Linked DNA regions of Homo sapiens: region 2 is linked to region 1. The links are chromatin loops, found by intact Hi-C in ENCODE. Cell type or tissue: A673. All regions are shown on one strand. Links, peaks and the distances in the headings refer to the core of each region. The heading gives the core; the rest is flanking DNA.

Region 1 (9,451 bases), core at 1,702-6,701:
GAGGCCCTTTGCTGACTCGATTTCCAAATGAGTCCAGACATTCAAGCTCTCTATTCCAGGAAATGTGAAATTTATGTAACGAAAATTAAAAGAGAAAGCGGGGAAGCGCCTCCTTAAGTGCCTGCTTCCCGGGTAAGCGAGCCAGTTCTGTGTGTCTGGCAGAAGATGGATGAAGGTGCCATCAAGGGCTGCTGGGAGCCTGTGGCCATCAGGGAGGATGGGAGCAGGGTGGCCGGGGAGCCCCCTGGGTCCCCTTTCTTCCCTCAAAGAGGGAGCCATGGTAGGAATGGAAAACCAACATTATGTTCTCACTCATAAGTGGGAGCTAAGCTATGAGGATGCAAAGGCATAAGAATGATACAATGAACTTTGGGAACTTGCGGGGCAAGGTGGGAAGTGGGTGAGGGATGGAAAGCTATAAATTGGGTTCAGTGTATACTGCTCTGGTGAAGTGTATACCACTCGGGTGATGGGTGCACCAACATTTCACAAATCACCACTAAAGATGTAACCAAATACCACCTACTCCCCAAAAACCTATGAAATTTAAAAAAAAATTTTCTAAAAAAAAAAAAAGAGAGCCATGGTAATAATAGTTTATGTTCATTGCTGCATGTCTAGCCCTGTTCTGAGTACTTTACTTTCATGGATCATCTCACGACAGCATGATGGGGTAAGCACTACCATTTTTCCAGATGGGAAACTGAGGCTCATATTAGAGAAATGACTTGATCAAGGTCACAGAGCAAAACAGTGGCCATAACAGGACTCGGGTCTATGTCACTAATACTCACACAAACCCTCTTGTCCAGAGGTCAGACCATGTGGAATGGCAGAACGGCTCAGGAGTAGAGACCTGGGCTTGAATTCAAGCTCCAACTACCAACCTGCTGTGACCTTGGATAAGTCACCTCCCTCCCTGAGGATCAGTTCTTGTACAATCAGAGCCCCTTCCCCATGGGATTCATCTCTGAATTAAAGGAGATAATGTACAAAGATGCCAAGCACAGGATTTCAGCTTCCCTCTCAAACTGGCTTTTAAAAAGAAAAACAAGTATAAACTCACAGAATTGAAAAATCTTAGGGTAACTGACTTCAGGTGTGGCTGGATCCAGGGGCTTTAAAGATGTCATAAGGGATGAGTTTTTCCTCTCTCTCTCTCTCTCCATGTAGTAGACTCTCACTGGGAATTCCAGGGTTACAGAATTCTCACAGCTAGAAATCCTGATGAAAAGAGAGCTCTTTTTCCCAACAGGGCAGCAAAAATCCCAGGATTCACTCTGATTGAACCAACTTGGGTTAGATACTCGTCCTATAACTAATCTCTGGAGCAAAAGGGATGGAGTATGCTGATTGGGTCGCCTGGATCACACCCCCACCCCTGGAGTCTGAGGGAGGGGTACAGAAAGCCCAGGTGAAACCACTTGGACAGTAAAGGGAAGAGGCTAGGTTCCCTAAAGGAAAACTGGGGTGCTTTTACCAGAAAAATCAGGAGTGGCTGCCAGACCAGCACAAATGCCAGCTTATACTCTTGGCACATAGTAGGCCCTAAGCAAATGTCTGTTCAATGGAATGAGCAAATATCTACCCCCAGAGATGGTGGTAAGGATAAAATAAAATAATGTATGCAGAGTCCCTGGCGCACAGTCAGCACTCAATAAATCTTGTTTTAAAGGAACAAAATGTGTTCAGATTAGGTTTGGATTCTAGTCATGTGCTGATGAGCCCAGATGCTGGAAGGAGCCAGAAGGAGAGGCTTCCCTTGCCTCATCCCTGCCTCCCGCACATTCATTGCCCAACTCCAAGGCAGGGCGAGGACCAGCATTAAGAGAGTGAGGCACTTGCCTCTGATGCAAATGTAAGATGCACCCAAAAACTGAGTAATCAAGAGAAATAATATCTTAATGCAATATTTTTTAAAAATCAATACTGAAGCAAAAGTCCATGAGGAATGAAATATCAACATCTTAAAGACATTCATATATACATATTTGCATATCGTTATATTTAAATATCCGGACACATACACGTGTGAACATTTTCACAGACATTTTACATTGATTTCCTTATATATATGCTCGGGGCCACTGCGCTGCACTACACCAGGGGGTCCCATTTCATGGCAATCAGTGTGAATGTCACTCCCTGAATTGTTCAGGCACAGCCTCTGTGACTGAACACAGCAGCTCTGTACATGAACAAACATGTATGTGCATTGCCACCCATGTGGACAGGCATAACCACCTATATGCCACCAATGTGTGCCACATAACATCACACACACAGACTTGCCAAGAGATATGACTACATGATACAGTCACATACATGCTCATGCTCCTGCCTCAGGGCCTTTGCGCTTACTGTTCCCTCTGCCTGGAATGCTCTTGCAAATAACCTGTGACTCCCTCTTTTACCTTCTTCAAGTTGTACTCAAAGGTTACTCTCTCAGTGAGGCCTTCCCTGACACACTCACATCCCCATGCATCAATTTTTCTAAAATTGCAACAGCTCCCCTGCAGTTGGAATCCTCCAGCCCTGCTTTCTTTTTCTTCTTATTGTCATCTGATATAATATCTATTTTCCTTTTTGTCATATTTAATGTCTATCTATCCCTACTAGAATGTTAGCTCTACTCTGCCAGGGATTTTTGTTTGCTTTGTTCACTGCTGTGGTCTCAGCCTCTAGAACAATACGTGGCATGCAGTAGGTGCTCAATAAGTATTTGTTGAATGAATGACAAAAGCCAGGGAAGTAGGGATCCCTGAGGATGATTGAGACCAAATTTCCCACTACCCCAGCAAGAAGACAACCTAGAGTCAGATGTAGATTGATGTCAAGAATTAAGGCACAATGCAAGGTGCATTGTAAGTGCCGTGAGACTATTATCTCATTTAATCCTCATAACAGTCCTATGAGGTACTACTGTCCACCTTATTTTACATTAGAGGGAACTAAGGCACCGAGAGATTAACTCACTTGCCCAAAATGCCACGGCACAGAAGAGGCAAAGCTGAGATTCAGACCCAGGCAGCTTGGCTCCACACAGCCCAGACACTACACACACACACACACACACACACACACACACACACACACACACACTTAGGTAGCATCACCAGGCCCTCCCAGCCTTCAAGCAACTCTCAGAAATGAGAACTCCCAGCCGGGCATGGTGGCTAATACCTGTAATCCCAGCACTTTGGGAGGCTGAGTTAGTCAGATCACTTGAGGTCAAGAGTTCCAGACCAGCCTGGGCAACATGGTGAAACCCCATCTCTACTACAACTACAAAAATTAGCCGGGCATGGTAGCACACGCCTGTAATCCCAGCTACTCAGGAGGCTGAGGCAGGAGAATCACTTGAACCCGGGAGGCAGAGGTTGCAGTGAGTCGAGATCGCACCACTGCACTCCAGCTTGGGCGACAGAGCGAGACTCCATCTCAAAAAAAAAAAAAAAACCAGAAATGAGAACTGCCTCCCCCCAAGACTGAGTGTTTAGGGTCCCCCCATTTCCCAGCCCCCACTCCATTGTCCCCACTGCTTCCCAGCCAAGAGCAAACCTGCGTCCCTGGTGACGCAGGAAGCTGTAGGCTGTCCGGTTGTCATGGCGACAGCCGCTAGCCCCTGTAAACAGTCTCGCCTCCTGGCTGCCTGGGTGAATCGCTCTCACCACCCTCAGACGCTGTGCTCTGGGCCTTGCTGCACACTTGACCCGTTCTTGGTGGCTGGTCGAGCCAAAGATCCAAATGTCTCTGCTGCTTCCCACCTGGGGGGTTGAGGGGACAGGGGGTGTAGAAGCAGAAAACCTAGGTCCTCATCACCCTTTCTGCCCCTTCTGGGCTGTGCGACCTTGAGGAGTCCCTTCTCTTCTCCATGACTCAGGTCTCTTGTCCCTGCTTTACAGGGTGGTCATGAGGAGTTGATGAATTCTTTTCTTCCTTCCTTCATTCATTCAATAAATAATTATCAAACATCTACCATGTGCCAGGCAATGGCCTAAGTGCTAGGGATATCACAGTGACCAAGGCAGACCTGGTCCTCTGGGAGATACACAACAAACCAGTTCTGGGAAGAAAATAATATAGGCGAATGTGTATGACAGGGGAAAGAAAACAGGGCTACTTTTCTTAGGCGATCAGGAAAAGCCTCCCTGAGGAAGTACCATTTGAGCTAGACCAAAAGGAGAAGATGGCCAAGCAAAGCGATGGGAAAAGAAGTATTCTAGGAAGCAAGTGCAGCGTGTGCAAAGGCCCTGAGGCAGGGATGACTCAGCCTATTTACAGGACAGAAGGCCCTTTTCTCAAAATAATGCTAGGAGGGCGGGCCCAAGGTGTGAACTCTGGTGCTGCAGGTGGAGGGAGAGAAAGTGGACATTGACAACGGCTGCTGTGTGGGACAGCAGAAAGAGACGCTTTCATAGCCAGCTGCCACAGGCGCAGCTTCCAGCTCCCGGAGGGGCAGCCCTCAGACTGGGGGTCTGAGCTTCTGCACCAGGATAAAGCAGAACAGTAGCAATAACAGTGCAACATATTCCAGATGCTTTGCCTATATTAACTAGTTTAATCCTTACTACCCTAAGAGAGAGGTTACTGTGATGATTAACAGAAAAGCTGAACACATACCTGGCTGCAAAGCCCATGATCCCAGCTACCATGCTGGAAGCTCTATAAATGAGCAAAGAGACTCAGTCCAAAGCCTCCAGGAGTGGTGGGGACAGTGGCGGATGTGGCCTGTATAGAGGACTCCAGCTCCAGCCCATGTGGCAGTGTGTGGGAATGCAGACTCACAGTGGCAAGATGTTCTAATTTTCTAAAATAAGCCAGACTGTTGTGTGAACTCTCCTGATTTTAAAACGTTGACTCTATTGTTATTTTAAATATCAGACGGTCAAATAAGACATAGCATCATTCTAGACCTCCAGATGAGACCAGCTGCATAATTTGTGGGGTCCAGTACAAAATGAAAATGCAGGGCCCCTTGTTCAAAAATTAAGAATGTCAAGCCAGCGACAGCAGAACGCTAAACCAAGCTCAGCATTCTTGTGAGTGTGGGGCCCTGTGCAAATGGCTGTGCATGTGCATGATGCCAGCTCTGCCTCAAACGTGGGCACTTCCTAAGAACTTGTTGAATTAAATGGAAGGAAGGGGCCGGGCACGGTGGCCCACGCCTGTAATCCCAGCACTTTGGGAAGCCAAGGCTGATGGATCACTTGAGGTCAGGAGTTCCAGACCAGCCTGGCCAACATGGTGAAACCCCGTCTCTACCAAAAAAAATACAAAAAATTAGTCAGGTGTGGTGGTGCATGCCTGTAGTTCCAGCTACTCAGGGAGCTGAAGTGGGAGAATTGCTTGAACCTGGGAGGTGAAGGCCGCAGTGAGCTGAGATTGCACCACTGTGCTCCAGCCTAGGCAACAGAGCAAGACCCTGTCTCTAAATAAATAAATAAATAAAGGGAAGGGAAAAAGGAAGGAAAATGAACATGTGTTGGCACCTACTATGCATCAGACATAGCTTTATAAAATAGCAACACTTTATAAAGCACTCACCACGTGCCAGGCACCGTAGGCATTAATGCATTTAAACCTCACAAGATGGTGCTCTTGTGAATCCCATTTTCCAGATGAGGAAATTGGGACTCAGGGAAGTAAAGCCACTTGGTCACTGCTAATACTGGGGTAGCAAGGGGTGAGGGAGAACAAATGGAAAAAATAAGAGGAAGACCAAGGCAAGAGGAAAAGAAGCCACCCCAAGCCTGTCTCCCAAGCTGGGCTGCACTCAGGTCTCTGCCAAGACCGCGTGGAATTTGGGGAGGCCGCCACACCCCGGAGAAGGGCCCGTGGCATTTCTGAATCACGGTGCCATCCGCCCCGGTTTGGCTTCTCTCCGGCGATCCAATTACTAAATGTAGCCGCATTCTTTAAAAATGTCTTTCCTCTTATGTAATGCAATAGTGACAAACGCCAAACAGATGGTGCTGTGACAAGCTTTTTAAAAGTTGATTAGGAGCTCATCTTTCAAAATTAATGTATGGGCATTTAAACAAGCTCCAGCCGGCCACAAAACTCAATTGAGAATCCATATGGGACAAATCGCTTGATGGACTGGCTACATTGACCACCTTCCCGGCCAGGGTTTGACGTGAAAAGTTTGGGGAATGGTAATAGCACGGGTCACGTTGACTTGTGAGCAATGGGCAAAAGATACCTGGTTTGGGCAGAGGGGAAAAATGCCTTGGGCCTCCCAAAAGCCCAGGAGGCTGGAGCCTCCTCAATCTATTTACCAAGACTTTTTTATTTTTTTTTTCAAAATTGTACATTGTCTTCGAGAGAGCGGACCGTCTCTCCCTGCCTCGGGAGGGAAGCGGGTTAGTCATAAACTATGTCAGATGCTGCCAGCGAGCAGCTTCACCCCCACCCTTTCTTCCTCAGTGTTCAGGGATGAGATCATTTCATTTGGAGCCAATTATAGACGGAGAATGCTGGGGATGTGCAAAGAAACCTCCTCAGAACCCTTCCCTCCCACATCACAGGCTGTACCCTGCCAGGATGGGCAAGAACAAGAGGCCAGGCGCCCAGCCCCAGGTTCGACCCCAGGGTTTCTGAAGGCCATGCATTCCTAAGCCTTAGCTTGGACCTGTCAAGCTAGGATGCCAGGCTGTTGGCTAGACAAACCCTGTTGGCCTCAAAAGTTCAGGGCTGTATGGGCCCTTAAAGATCATCGCTGTTCAGATGAGGAAACTGAGGCTCAGAGAAGGGAAGTGGCTTGCTCAAGGTCCCATGGCAAGTTGGCAGCAAAGCCACAGAGATGAATGGTGGCTTCTCTGCCACCCACGAGGAGGATGTCTGTGGCCTGAAACATTCCCAGCATCCATTCCCATTGCTTCTGATACAAGGGTCCCGAGTTTTCCTTCTTGGTTCACGTGGTTCAAGTAGGACTGACCATGCCTCCACTTCCAAGGATATGCACCTGACCCAGCACCGGCCAATCAAAACAGTGCATTCCCCCACCCTCCCCCCACCCATTGATTCAGGAATATGAACCAGGGGTGTGAGATGAGCCTGGTCAATAAGCAGCAACCCCAGACCTGTAGCTGAGACTGAGACCATTGGAAGTGAGATGCTGTCTTCAGCTTTGTGATGCAGAATGGGGAGGAAGAAAGCCTAGAGCTGCTGGCAGCCATTAGTGCCACCACAGGATGCCTACCTAAGCACAAAGTCAACAGAGAGGAGAGCAAGGCCAAAAGAAAGTGAGGCAGTGGCTTCAACCTTTAAACCCCTGGATCCAGCCATACCTGAAGGCAGTCTTATCCTGGATATTTTCTTTACATGAGTCAATAAATTATCCTTGCTCGAGCTGGTTGAGTTCTTTCACTCATTTCCCAAAGGGCCTTGACTGATAGACTTGGAGGTCCTCAGGTGTAGGACAAGGCTCCAAAACATAACACTGAGTGCTCCTCGTCTCCATCCCCAACACATTGCTGGCCTCTTCCCCAGAAGATTCCCTAAGTCCCTGCACAAGTTCCAGCAACACACTCCAAAGGGAGTACCCAAGGTAAATGTCCCATTTTATGGTACGCAAGAAACGGCTCTGCCTTCTGGGTACCCATAACCAAGCTGCTCCCCACCACAGCCTCTGCCTTCCTATTTCGTCAAGAGCACAAGCTTTGCAGTCCAGTTCAAAGCCCAGCTCCAACGTTTCCTAATCATGAGAACTTGGACAAGTCATGTGACTATCCTGAAGCTCAGTTTCCCATCTGTGAATGGGGAAAAGATCACCTACTTTACACGATCCATGAGAGGATTAAAACAGGCACCACCACTATTTAGAGGCTGAAAAAATGGGTAGCTACCAAGAGCTACAAAAAGTCTATCCTGCAGAGCTGGGGCAATTGTCGAGCACGGTGTGTTTGGGAAGACAGCACCTACACACATCAAATGATTTCCACCTAAAACAGCTTCCTGCAGCCAAAACAAGTGTACGGGTAGAGGCAGGGAATGCTGGCTGTGGGGTACGAGTCGGACAGCCCCTTGCTGGCCTCGTGGCCATCTGCTTCTTTCTCCCCTCCGCTGCCCCTTGGCCCAGGATTCTCGCCCCAGACCAGCACACACAGGTGCTACTGACATTCTCACCCAGTGATTCATTCACACTCCCAGAGAGCAGCAACAGACAGTGATTCCCAGGAGCGTCCAGAGTCCTGATTTAGGAAGGAGGATAGAGTAGCAGTAACATTTGAACAAGTTCCTGCCCAGTCCCAAGGACAGCTGAAAGATAAACCTCCTGCTCCAACCCCACCGCAGGGAAGCCTGAACCTGCCCGCTTAGAACCAGGAAGAGATTGAGCTATGATTCCCCCAAAAGGTTCTTTATTCATTACAGCGGCGCTTCCTGAAGCGGGGGACTCACATTTTAGGTCGTTTTACCCGAACCCAGGATGTAGCATTAAATAACTGACTCCAGTACTGATCCAGGCTACAAGATGGGAGAACCTTGAAAACATTCTGCCAAGTGAAAGCAGCTAGTCACGAAAGACCACATATTGTGTGATTCCATTTATATGAAATGTCCGGAATAGGCAAATCCATAAAGACAGAAAAAGATTAGTGATTGCTGAGGGCTAGAGGGGTCGGAGGAAGGAGAGGCTGCTAACGAGTACAGGGTTTCTTTCAGAGGAGGATAAAAATGCTCTAAATTGGACTGTGGTGATGGTTGTACAATTTTTTCTATATACTGAAAAGAATTGAACTGTACACTTTAAATGGGTGAATGGCATGGTATGTGAATTCACTGTTAAAAATGTTTATAACAACTGACTCCTAAAGGAAAAAAATTAGCCTCCTTTTAAGCCTTTTTTTTTTTTTTAATTTATTTTGAGACAGGGTTTCCCTCTGTTGCTCAGGCTGGAGTGCAGTGGCCCGATCTCGGCTCACTGCAACCTCTGCCTCGCAGGCTCAGGTGATCCTCCCACCTCAACCCCCTGAGTAGCTGAGACTACAGGCACCCACTACCACACCCAGCTAATTTTTGTATCTTTTTTTTTTTTTTTAGAGATGGGGTTTTGCCATTTTGCCCAGGCTGGTCTCAAACTCCTGGGCTTAAGCAATCCTCCCACCTAGGCCTCCCAAAGTGCCAAGATTCCAGTATAATTTTTCTAATTTGTCAAGGAGCAAGTCTCCATTGGCTATGAGTGTGTTCTTCCTATCACTCCACACTGGCTGGTTTCTTGTCTGAATCAGGAGAACAGGCTTCATGCTCAGCATCTTGAGCAGGCAACAGTGGACTTCTCTGGTTTCCATTGTATTTATTTTTCTGATTGTCTTTTTTTTTTTTTTTTTTTTTTTTGAGACAGAGTCTCATGCTGTCACCCAGGCTGGAGCGCAGTGGTGGTGCCATCTCGGCTCACTGCAACTCCATCTCCCGGGTTTCAAGCAATTCTCTGCCTCAGCCTCCCAAG
Region 2 (9,451 bases), core at 2,118-7,117, 510 kb before region 1:
AGCAGTAGCACTGCTGCTGGTGGACGAGGAGACTGGAAACTATACATGCATGCTCCACAGATCCAACTGTGGGAACTGTTACCACAGACGATCTTGGTTTCTTTTCTTTCTTTTTTTTTTTTTTGAGACAGTCTTGCTCTGTCGCTCTGGCTGGAGTGCAGTGGTGCGATCTCGGCTCACTACAACCTCCGCCTCCCAGGTTCAAGCAATCCTCCTGCCTCAGCCTCCCAAGTAGATGGGATTACAGGGACCTACCACCATGCCGGGCTAATTTTTGTATTTTTAGTAGATACAGGGTTTCACCACGTTGGCAAGGCTGGTCTCAAACTCCTGACCTCAGGTGATCCACCTGCCTTGGCCTTCCAAAGTGCTGGGATTACAGGCATGAGCCACCATGCCTGGCCCCATCTTGGGTTTCCAAAGCACTTTTCCAGTAAGAACCTCTGGCTACCAACGATGACTCCATCATTTCCCATCTTAAATAGAAAAAGTCTCCTATCTTTGGCTTTTATAATAGAGACAACTGGAAAAGCTCAGAAAAGATCCTACCTCTGAAAAATTATTTTTCTTTAAAAAAATCAAGAGACAAAGCAATTGAGTTTAGCTCCCAATGCATAAAAATAACTCATGATGTCACCTCCAAGTTAGGCAAAATTCCTTGTCACAAATGTTCAATATGTGTAGCCAGGATACGAGATAAAAGTAAAAACCAGAATGCTAGGCAGCTTTCAGAGTAGATCTTAAATAAGAAAAAATACTGCCATTGGATTTTTTAAAGGTCTTGTGGCATGATGTTGGATAATATCCTAATAAAGCTATAGAAATTTCTGCCAAGAGAAACATGAAAAAGCCAATAGTAGGAAACTGGTTAAGTAGATCATAGTAAACCCAGAAAAAGGAATACACCGTAACCAGTAAAATTATTTTCCAGAAGACTGTTTTATCAATTGTGTTCAATGGAAAATAGAGTACAATATTTGGGGTATAAGCCTATTGAAATAAAATGTATATATATTTACACCAAATTATCAACCATAATTATCTCTAGGTAGTAGCAATGTGTGTGATACTTCTCTCTTTTTTGCTTGTGTATTTCCTAAATTTGGTAAGAATATATGTACTACATTTAGAATAACAAAAATACTTATAAGTTTGGTTGTTTTTTAAGGCCTGTTGAGCACCTCTTGCCATCAGGCAGTATTTGGTAAGCTCCTCCTGCAAAGGAAGGGCAAAAACAGGGCAAAAACTGGGCAAATGTGGTGAAAACAACAACTAGGGGCAGGGAAAGAAAAGGAAAGGATGTCACATTACCCAATGCTGGATGCTTTTCTCATAGTACCCTTTTGTTTGTTTGTTTTTTTTAAAACAGAGTCTCACTCTGACGCCCGGGCTGGAATGCAGTGATGTGAGTTTGGCTCACTTCAACCTCTGTCTCCCAGGTTCAAGCGATTCTCCTGCCTCAGCCTCTCGAGTAGCTGGGATTACAGGCGTGCGCCACCACACCTGGCTAATCTTTGTATTTTTAGTAGATATGGGGTTTCACCATGTTGGCCAGGCTGGTCTTGAACTCCTGGCCTCAAGTGATCCATCCGCCTCAGCCTCCCAAAGTGATGGGATTACAGGCGTGAGCCACCGCGCCCAGCCCTGTAGTACCTTATTTAACTATTCAGTCCTCAAATCTAGTCCTAGGCTGAGGCATTTTATTCCAACATAAGAATTCTGAATATAGTCTATAAAAAAACTTCTAAGAAAATGCCAGCTACCACAGAGTGGTTATGCTTTAGCAAAGGCAGTAAGTCAGTATTCAGGTAAATGGAAATTCTATTATCTAACAGAACACACACTGGCCTCTAAGATTCTCTTAGCTCATTTTTGATACATTATCCGGGGCTCTTTTCTCCACGTGCTTTGGAGTTTTTTGCGGGAAGGTGGGAGAATGGGGTCTTGCTATGTTGTCCAGACTGGTCTCAAACATCTGTGTTTTGGCAAAAATCTTTGGGTTTGTTGCCTGCCTGTTAATGACCACCATAAAATGCAGAGTTCAAGGAAATATCCCTGCATCAGAAAAATATATTTGAGATTATCTGAAATGCATTTACTTTTCCCAGTGATTTTGTTTTGTTTTGTTTTTGAGACAGGGTCTTGCTCTGTTGCCCAGGTTGGAGTGCAATGGCTCCATCACAGCTCACTGCATCCCTAGTAGCTAGGAATACAGGCACGTGATATGACACCCAGCTAAAATTTTTTTTTTTTTTTTTTGAGACGGAGTCTCGCTCTGTCACCAGGCTGGAATCCAGTGGTGTGATCTCGGCTCACTGCAACCTCCGCCTCCCAGGTTCAAGTGATTCTCCTGCCTCAGCCTCCGGAGTAGCTGGGATTACAGGCACCCGCCACCAAGCCCAGCTAATTTTTGTATTTTCAGTAGAGACAGGGTTTCACCATGTTGGCCAGGCTGGTCTTGAACTCCTGACCTCAGGTGATCCACCCGCCTTGGCCTTCCAAAGTGCTGGGATTACAGGACTGAGCCACTGCGCCTGGCCCCCAATGACTTCTTGACATTTTATTATTCATCTTTAACTTCTCAGATCCCATCAATTAGGGTAGTAATACCAACAAATATTTGAAAACAAATTGTAGTGTCCAAAGTAGAGTTTACACAATAGCATCTTAAGGCAGGGCACCTATCAGCATTCCTACCTTATTTTAAAGCTGTGAAAAGGAAGGTGACATGCATCAGCTAGTGGGGCCTCTGTCTATTGCTTTTGTTGCCAATAATATTGCCCAAACACTGACCCCTGAACAGGCCGCTTCATCATATCTGGGGAACTTATTAAAAACCCATGGTCTTGGGACTCACCCCAGACCAAATGAATCAGAAGCTCTGAGGGTGGGGCCTAGGAATGTCACACTTAATAAGCACCCTCAGTGATGTTGACAAGCTGGGCTCAGAAACCACTACTAAAAGGCAGGTCGAAAAAGGTGGGCAAAGCCAGGAGCAATGGCTTACACCTGTAATCCCAGCACTTTGGGAGGCTGAGGTGGGCAAACTGCTTGAGCCCAGGGGTTCAAGACAAGCCTGGGCAACATGGCGAACCCCATCTCTACAAAAACTTCTTAAAAAATTAGCTGGGCGTGATGGCACGTGCCTGTAAGTCCCAGCTACTCGGGAGGCTGAGGTGGGAGATCAGTTGAACCCAGGAGGTTGAAGCTGCAGTGAGCTGTGATGGAGCCACTGCACTCCAGCTTGGGTGACAGAGCGAGACCCTGTCTCAAAAAAAAAGGTGGACTCTCCTCTTTTAACCACCCCTGGAACCTGACCATATTCTTGCAGCACATCAAGGCTTGTCAGGACAGAAATACAGAGAAAGAGAGTGGGTGAACTGATCACCCAGAGGACAAGCAACTGTACACATGCTGTGTGGAAATATCTGCCCCTTTGTTACAAGGACCTTTAGTTCTGTCACATGAAAAAAGTCTGTTCTCTGCCCCCGTACTTACTTGGTCAGAACAATGGAGACTGCATCGTTGAGAATACTTTCTCCAAAGACCAGCATGTTGAGCACGGGGTCCACATGAAGTGCATTGAAAATGGCAATAGTGGCCACTGGATCGACAGCAGATATTAGGGAGCCAAACGCAAAACTGTAAGAGACAGAGGGAAGGGGAGATTCTGTAATGTGTGTCACTTGGTCCACATATTAAAGCATTAAAGTCAAAGGCCATATTTAACAGAAAGCAATACTACACGCTAGAGCTGAATTAATTACAGAAGGTAGCGTATTTTTTCCCCACTTATCTGCTGTTTTGTGGGTGGAGTATGAAAGGCCCACTCTAAACTGAGTTGTTAGGAATGGCCTGGTTTTCTAGTGTCAGCACGGAGACTTGACTTTGACCAATGATGGAAGGGAGACTTTTGCTTAGATATATTTATCATACACCGCCCAGTTCCACGGGTCAGAGCAGCTAGAGCCAAATGGCCCATGAGCTCCTGCATCTGACCTCTGCTCTGCCCCTCGCCACCAGCCCCTTGGAATGCTGTCCGTGACCGACCCCAGCCTGCACTCAGATTTGCAAGATCTAAGAAAGTGTCAAAAAGCAGCAGCAACCCCAGTGTGCTTTGGGGGTGAGTGGCGTAGACAGCCGAGAGAAACACTGAGGCCATCTCCCAACTGGGCCAGTGACCTCACTGACAGTCCCCGTGAAGATCTTATCACCCCCAGCAGATATGTGCTGATTGTCTAACATGTTTCAGGAATGGAGGCTACCATGGCCGGCACTGTTCTAAGCACTTCACATACGGTGACTCAACAATCCAGACAGTGACTGTATGAGACTGCTACTACTGCCCCAATGACAGAGGAGAAAACCGAGGGACAACGGGATGATGAAGTAACTTGTCCAAGGTCACTCAGCTAACAAGTAGCAGAGCCAGGCTATCTGCCCAGAGTCGGTACTCCTACCCCCAACAGTAGATACAGCAATACCCAGAGATGAAGGCAAATTCAGACAATACCACATGTGACCCAGGAAATCAATTGAGGTGACGTGGGAAGGTGGGGTGGGGGTGTGGGTGTGGGAGCCACTTAGATGGGGCGGTCTGGAGAGGCCTCTGTGAAGGGATGACACATGTAAGCAAGAACCTACATGTTAAGAAGCAGCTGGCCAGGCCAAGAGCTGCAGGCTGAGGTGACAGCAAGCGACTCCTGCGGTGGGAGCAAGCCTGCTGCCTGAGGAACAGAAGGAAGGTGCATGTGGTGGTGGGGGTGGGGTGAGTGGCAGGAGCCATAAGAGGCTGGCGAGGGAGGCAGGACCAGCTCCCTCAAGGGGCCTCATGTGCCACATGAGCCTGGACAATTCACTCTCCCTGCCCTTTGGTGATTTTCCCACAAGCCTCTGTGCCATGCCTGTTGCAACTTTCTTTCCAGGGCAGCAGAATGGTGGGTCTGCCCCCTTCCACAACACCAGCCAAAACATGGAGACCCAATGGCCAGCCTGTGTCAGTCATCAGCCAGAGACGACTGCCCTGAGCTTCCCACCCTCACCAAGCCTGGGTCTAGGGGGAAAAGGATGCTCGGCTGAGCAGCCTTCAATGGGTGATCTTTTGGCTGCAGGGTCAGGGAGAGGAGAGCTGACTGAGGAAATGCCTGGCTGCCTTGCCAGGTACAGTTCTCTTCAGAAGTCAATCATCTGGCCTCTGGTTTCCATGGTAGCTGCCTGTGAATGTGACTCATGCGCATTAACCCAGAGTGCCTCCGGATCCCAGGCTGAGGATTCAGTTCCCAGACTTCGCCTGTCCTCACAGAGGTCATCACAGGCCTGTGAGCTCCAAGGGAGTGGATGCTGAATTTTCGTCATGGGTGAATTCCCAGGGTCTGTACTGGGCATGGCCCAGAGACACTTGCAGAAGGCAAGCAGGCAGGCAGGTGGGAAGAAGAAAGGGAAGGAAGAAAGGGAAGGTAACTCCACTAAACAACTGCCCATCTGGGAGATCCTATTTTATTGGTGGCTGGTCCCCAGGCCCTTGCACCACAACCCAGACAGAGCTTCTGGTCGCTCTTTTATTTTCACTCTCATCAACCACAGCCCCATCACCAGAGGCCGTGAAGGAAGGAGGATGATGTCTAAAAAGTGTATCCTGGGCCGGGCACAGTGGCTCACGCCTGTAATCCCAACACTTTAGGAGGCTGAGGTGGGAGGATGGCTTGAGCTCAGGAGTTCAGGACCAGCCTGGGCAATATAGAGAGAACCCTATCTCTACACACACAAAAATTAGCCGGAAGTGGTGCCGCATACCTGTAGTCCGAGCTACTCAGGAGGCTGAGGCAGGAGGACAGCTTGAGCTCAGGAGTTTGAGGCTACAGCGAGCTGTGATCATGCCACTATACTCCAGCCTCAGTGAAGCGCAGGCCCACCACAGGCTCCCAAGTTCCCTGTCCTGTGCCTCTCCTACCCCTGCAGGATACACCTTTTATATTTTAAAAATTTGTTTATGGGTATTCACTTCACAATGCTTCACCTTTTCTGTATGTTTAAAATTTTTCATAATAAAAGGTTGGGGCAACGTCCATCTTACATAAGTTGACTGATGTCTCATGTGTCCCTAAAATGTATAAAACCAAACTGTGCTCTGATCATCTTGGGTACATGTCGTCAGGACCTCCTGAGGCTGTCACGGGTGCGCATGCTCAACCTTGGCAAAATAAACTTTCTAAATTAACTGAAAAAAACAAAACAAACAAAAGGCTGGGGGAAATGCTTTGTATAAATCATGTTACACAGTTTGCTTGGGAATCTAAATTGAGGCAGAGTATTTCTGACAGTGAAGATGAGAAGTCTGAAATACAAACTGCTGAATCATTGAGAGGTCTGTATGGAAAGACGGTTATTTCACCTGGCTGTCAGCTGTTCCACTTCACATCTTTAAGACCTCGCCTTTTAAACGCCAGAAGTTCAACTTAAAAATGTATTTTCTTTATCCCATAGCCCCAAAAGATAGCAACATTAACAAAATGAAAAAGAAATGAACTAAGGCAGCGAAATAATTCAGGATCTCTAAGAGTGAAATCTCTCTCCAACAAGATATCACTAGAACAAAACAAAACGTGTGCAACGAAGTTATTTTTATGTTTTCTACAGTGCAGAGGTTGCAAAAAGTCTGTGGTCCCCTCTCATGTTTGGTCTGCATGGTATTTGTGAAAAATTGAGCAAGTTGTCAACATTGAAAAACTGGAAAATTCCCTATAAAAATCTAGAAACCCAGCATCTTTTTGAAAAAAAAGTATTTAAAATAGCCACCAATTCTGGGCCCAGATTTCCACATGGTAATCATGAGTTGGCGCTGAGAAGTGGCTGTCCCTTCATACAGGGTGTGTTCTCCCACTGGCCGCTGCCCCATGTCTAGACTCACAGCTGGCCAGCTTCCCTCTGTTAAGTGCTCTGCCAGGCCCTGCGGCTGTGTGGGTTTGCGACCCCAGAGCAGTCCCCATCTGAGGGATCGTCACTTTCTAACAGCAAAGGAAACTTCTGCACACGGAGAGGAAAACACTACCCGGCTCTAAGTCAGTGTGTCTACAGGGCAATTCCTTTCCTGTCCTCCACCTGAACATCCCAACCACTGATTCAATTCAACTTCACAGGAAGTTATCCAGCATTGTCTGTATCTCTAACCAGTTGCCCCCAAAACAAGTGGAAGGTTTGAATACTGTGATACCTTCCTTTACTGGGCATTTCTTTTTATTTGCAAAATACCTACCAAACACAGGACATCAGTTCTGCTTTATTTCCAGCTCTCATGGAATAGGACTACTTGTTTATGTATCAAAACTGTCTTACAACAAAAGCTCCAAAATTGTCCTGGGCTGGGGTGGGTGGTGAGTGGAGGTAGAAATAGAATTGGATTTGTTATCAGAGACACAGTTCCCATGAAAAGGGTTCCCAGATTCTAGTCCCAAGTTGCTAAACTGCTGCTAAATCCTGAAAGCTCTGACTGGCCCCATGGCAAGGATCTGGGGACGAACATGTGACCCTGCTGCCCAGCTCCCCAGCCATGTCACAAGACCAAATGCAGACACACTGAGCAAGGCTGTCTGCTCTCAGAGGGGGGAACCCAGACTATGCTCAGCATGGGCACTTTTTCAGCACTAGATCTGGTACCTTCTGAGAGACAACTGCCTCAACCTAGTGAGGTTGCTTCTCACTATGCAATTCTGGGAAATCCTGGATGGGGCTCATGGGAAGTGCTCACGGGAGTGGCTTCAGATGGAGGGGCTTTCTACAATAACCACAATAGAGGTCTTGGCCCTGCTTCCCCCACCACAGGCTTCGTGGGAATCCCAGAGGAAAGTTTCTCCGTCACTCCCCCTCTCCATCTCTAATCTGTCAAGAAGACTTTTTGTTACGGCGACTGAAAAGTCTTGTAAATAAGAAGACAATGGTACAGTGTACGCGTGCACACAGGCAGGGCAGTTAGCTGAGCAGAGTTACTCCCTCCCAAGCTTAAACTAAATCATTCCAATCAGCAATGCCCCACTAGGGATCTTCAAAAGTCTTTAGGATACTTTTGATTCATTTCAGAGATACAAATTAACTCAGAGTAAGATTCTATGGCAGAAATCCTTACCAAAAATAAATACACAGAGAGAGAATAGAACAGTACCACACCCAGGAAGCAATGTGGAGAAACATTTCCCCTGTCTGAAAAGCAGTCGCATGGGTGTTACAGTATGAAGGATTTACCTGTCTGTCATGTTGAGTTTAGAGATTACATCAGCCTGTAAAATAAAACACACAAACACACAGACACACACAAAAAAAAAACCCTGGAGAACAGCCAAGATTTAAATGTCCATTAGTGCTTTATTAAAACTAATAAGGACATTAATCTTCAGTTCCCAAACCACTTGAAAAATAAAAGCTCCTAAGCCTTAGTTGAAACATGCATTCCATCGGCATGCAACGAGAGTATGGAAAAGAATGCTACATTCTTCAAGCCCAATTAACTGTAGTTTCCTTAAGTTTATTCTTACTTAATACTAGAAGCTGAGCAATGAAGAAAGCTGCATGACAGACAGATTTATTCTGGTGCCATCAAAGCTGCAATATAGGTGAAAATCCAATGGAATGGGCTTTGGCTATTGAGAGAAGAAAGCAGCTGATGTGTTAAAGAAATCTGCCCGTCACTCAGATACCTGACCCTCAACTTAATTTTCAGAACTGAGACAGGCAAACTTTCTGCAACTGACAATAAAGGAAAAGAATGTGACATGCATGGACATGCATAATACAAAACTACAGATACTACCTTCCTAGGGATGTTTGGTCTAAATTAATTTGAAGTCTAAAGTAGAGACCACCCAACTGGTGCCACTGGGAAGTGGTTTAGCAATTGTGGAAAATCCAGAGTATATAATTCTACAGGTAGACAGCTTAGAATTGAGTGAAGAGATTCAGCATCACCTTTGATTTTATTATTTCTCCAATGCCAGCAGAAAAGCACATCTTTGATTTTTTAAATACAAATTTTTATCAAAAAACAGCATTCAACCCCAATTCAGTCTACTTGACAACACAGTTTGAAGTTCTTGATGGCATATATTTGGCTTCATTTTTAGGTATTCTAATTTAAGACAGTATTGGTTTGCAAATAAACTCAAATACTTTGGGGGGGATTATGGAAAAGTTTTACTCAATTCCAGATACCAAAGGTCTTGGAGGACACTTTGAAACAATTTAGCACGCCTCTACTGTGCCTCATATGAAGCTAGGATTTCCTTCCAGAAGGAATTTACCTTAAGGGTGAAACCCAGGCCCCACAAAGTGGCCCCATTTCACCTTCCCACCTCCCTGCACTAGCTCTAAGAATGTAAGACTTTCAAAGTGTTTCAAAGATGATTTTCTTACCTGACCCAGAAAATAAATTCCTCCACCTACTACAAAAGCGGAGATTGCCGTC

Evidence for each region. Peaks named below come from ENCODE experiments on the same cell type or tissue, not always from the same donor. Only the 100,000 strongest peaks of a DNase experiment are listed, where the experiment ranks them.
Region 2: a loop joins it to region 1, with 2.6 times the contacts of the local background. A loop is called at or near these places in 11 of 110 quality-filtered maps.

Annotation. Positions count from the first base shown.
Region 1 is chr20:49,342,175-49,351,625 of GRCh38, reverse strand. The region is part of intron 2 of LOC105372649 (a long non-coding RNA gene); the gene reads right to left. Among named protein-coding and RNA genes, the nearest start is that of SNORD12, 66 kb to the right of the region's middle. In A673, for the core only: a CTCF peak has its summit at 4,794; DNase peaks (open chromatin) are centred at 3,615, 5,915 and 6,405; H3K27ac peaks cover 846 bases.
Region 2 is chr20:49,849,629-49,859,079 of GRCh38, reverse strand. SLC9A8 (solute carrier family 9 member A8) reads right to left here. Exons shown (of 16, transcript NM_015266.3): 6 at 9,400-9,451; 7 at 8,236-8,270; 8 at 3,499-3,642. Among named protein-coding and RNA genes, the nearest start is that of MIR12122, 9.5 kb to the left of the region's middle. In A673, for the core only: no CTCF peak of the experiment used is centred there; no DNase peak of the experiment used is centred there.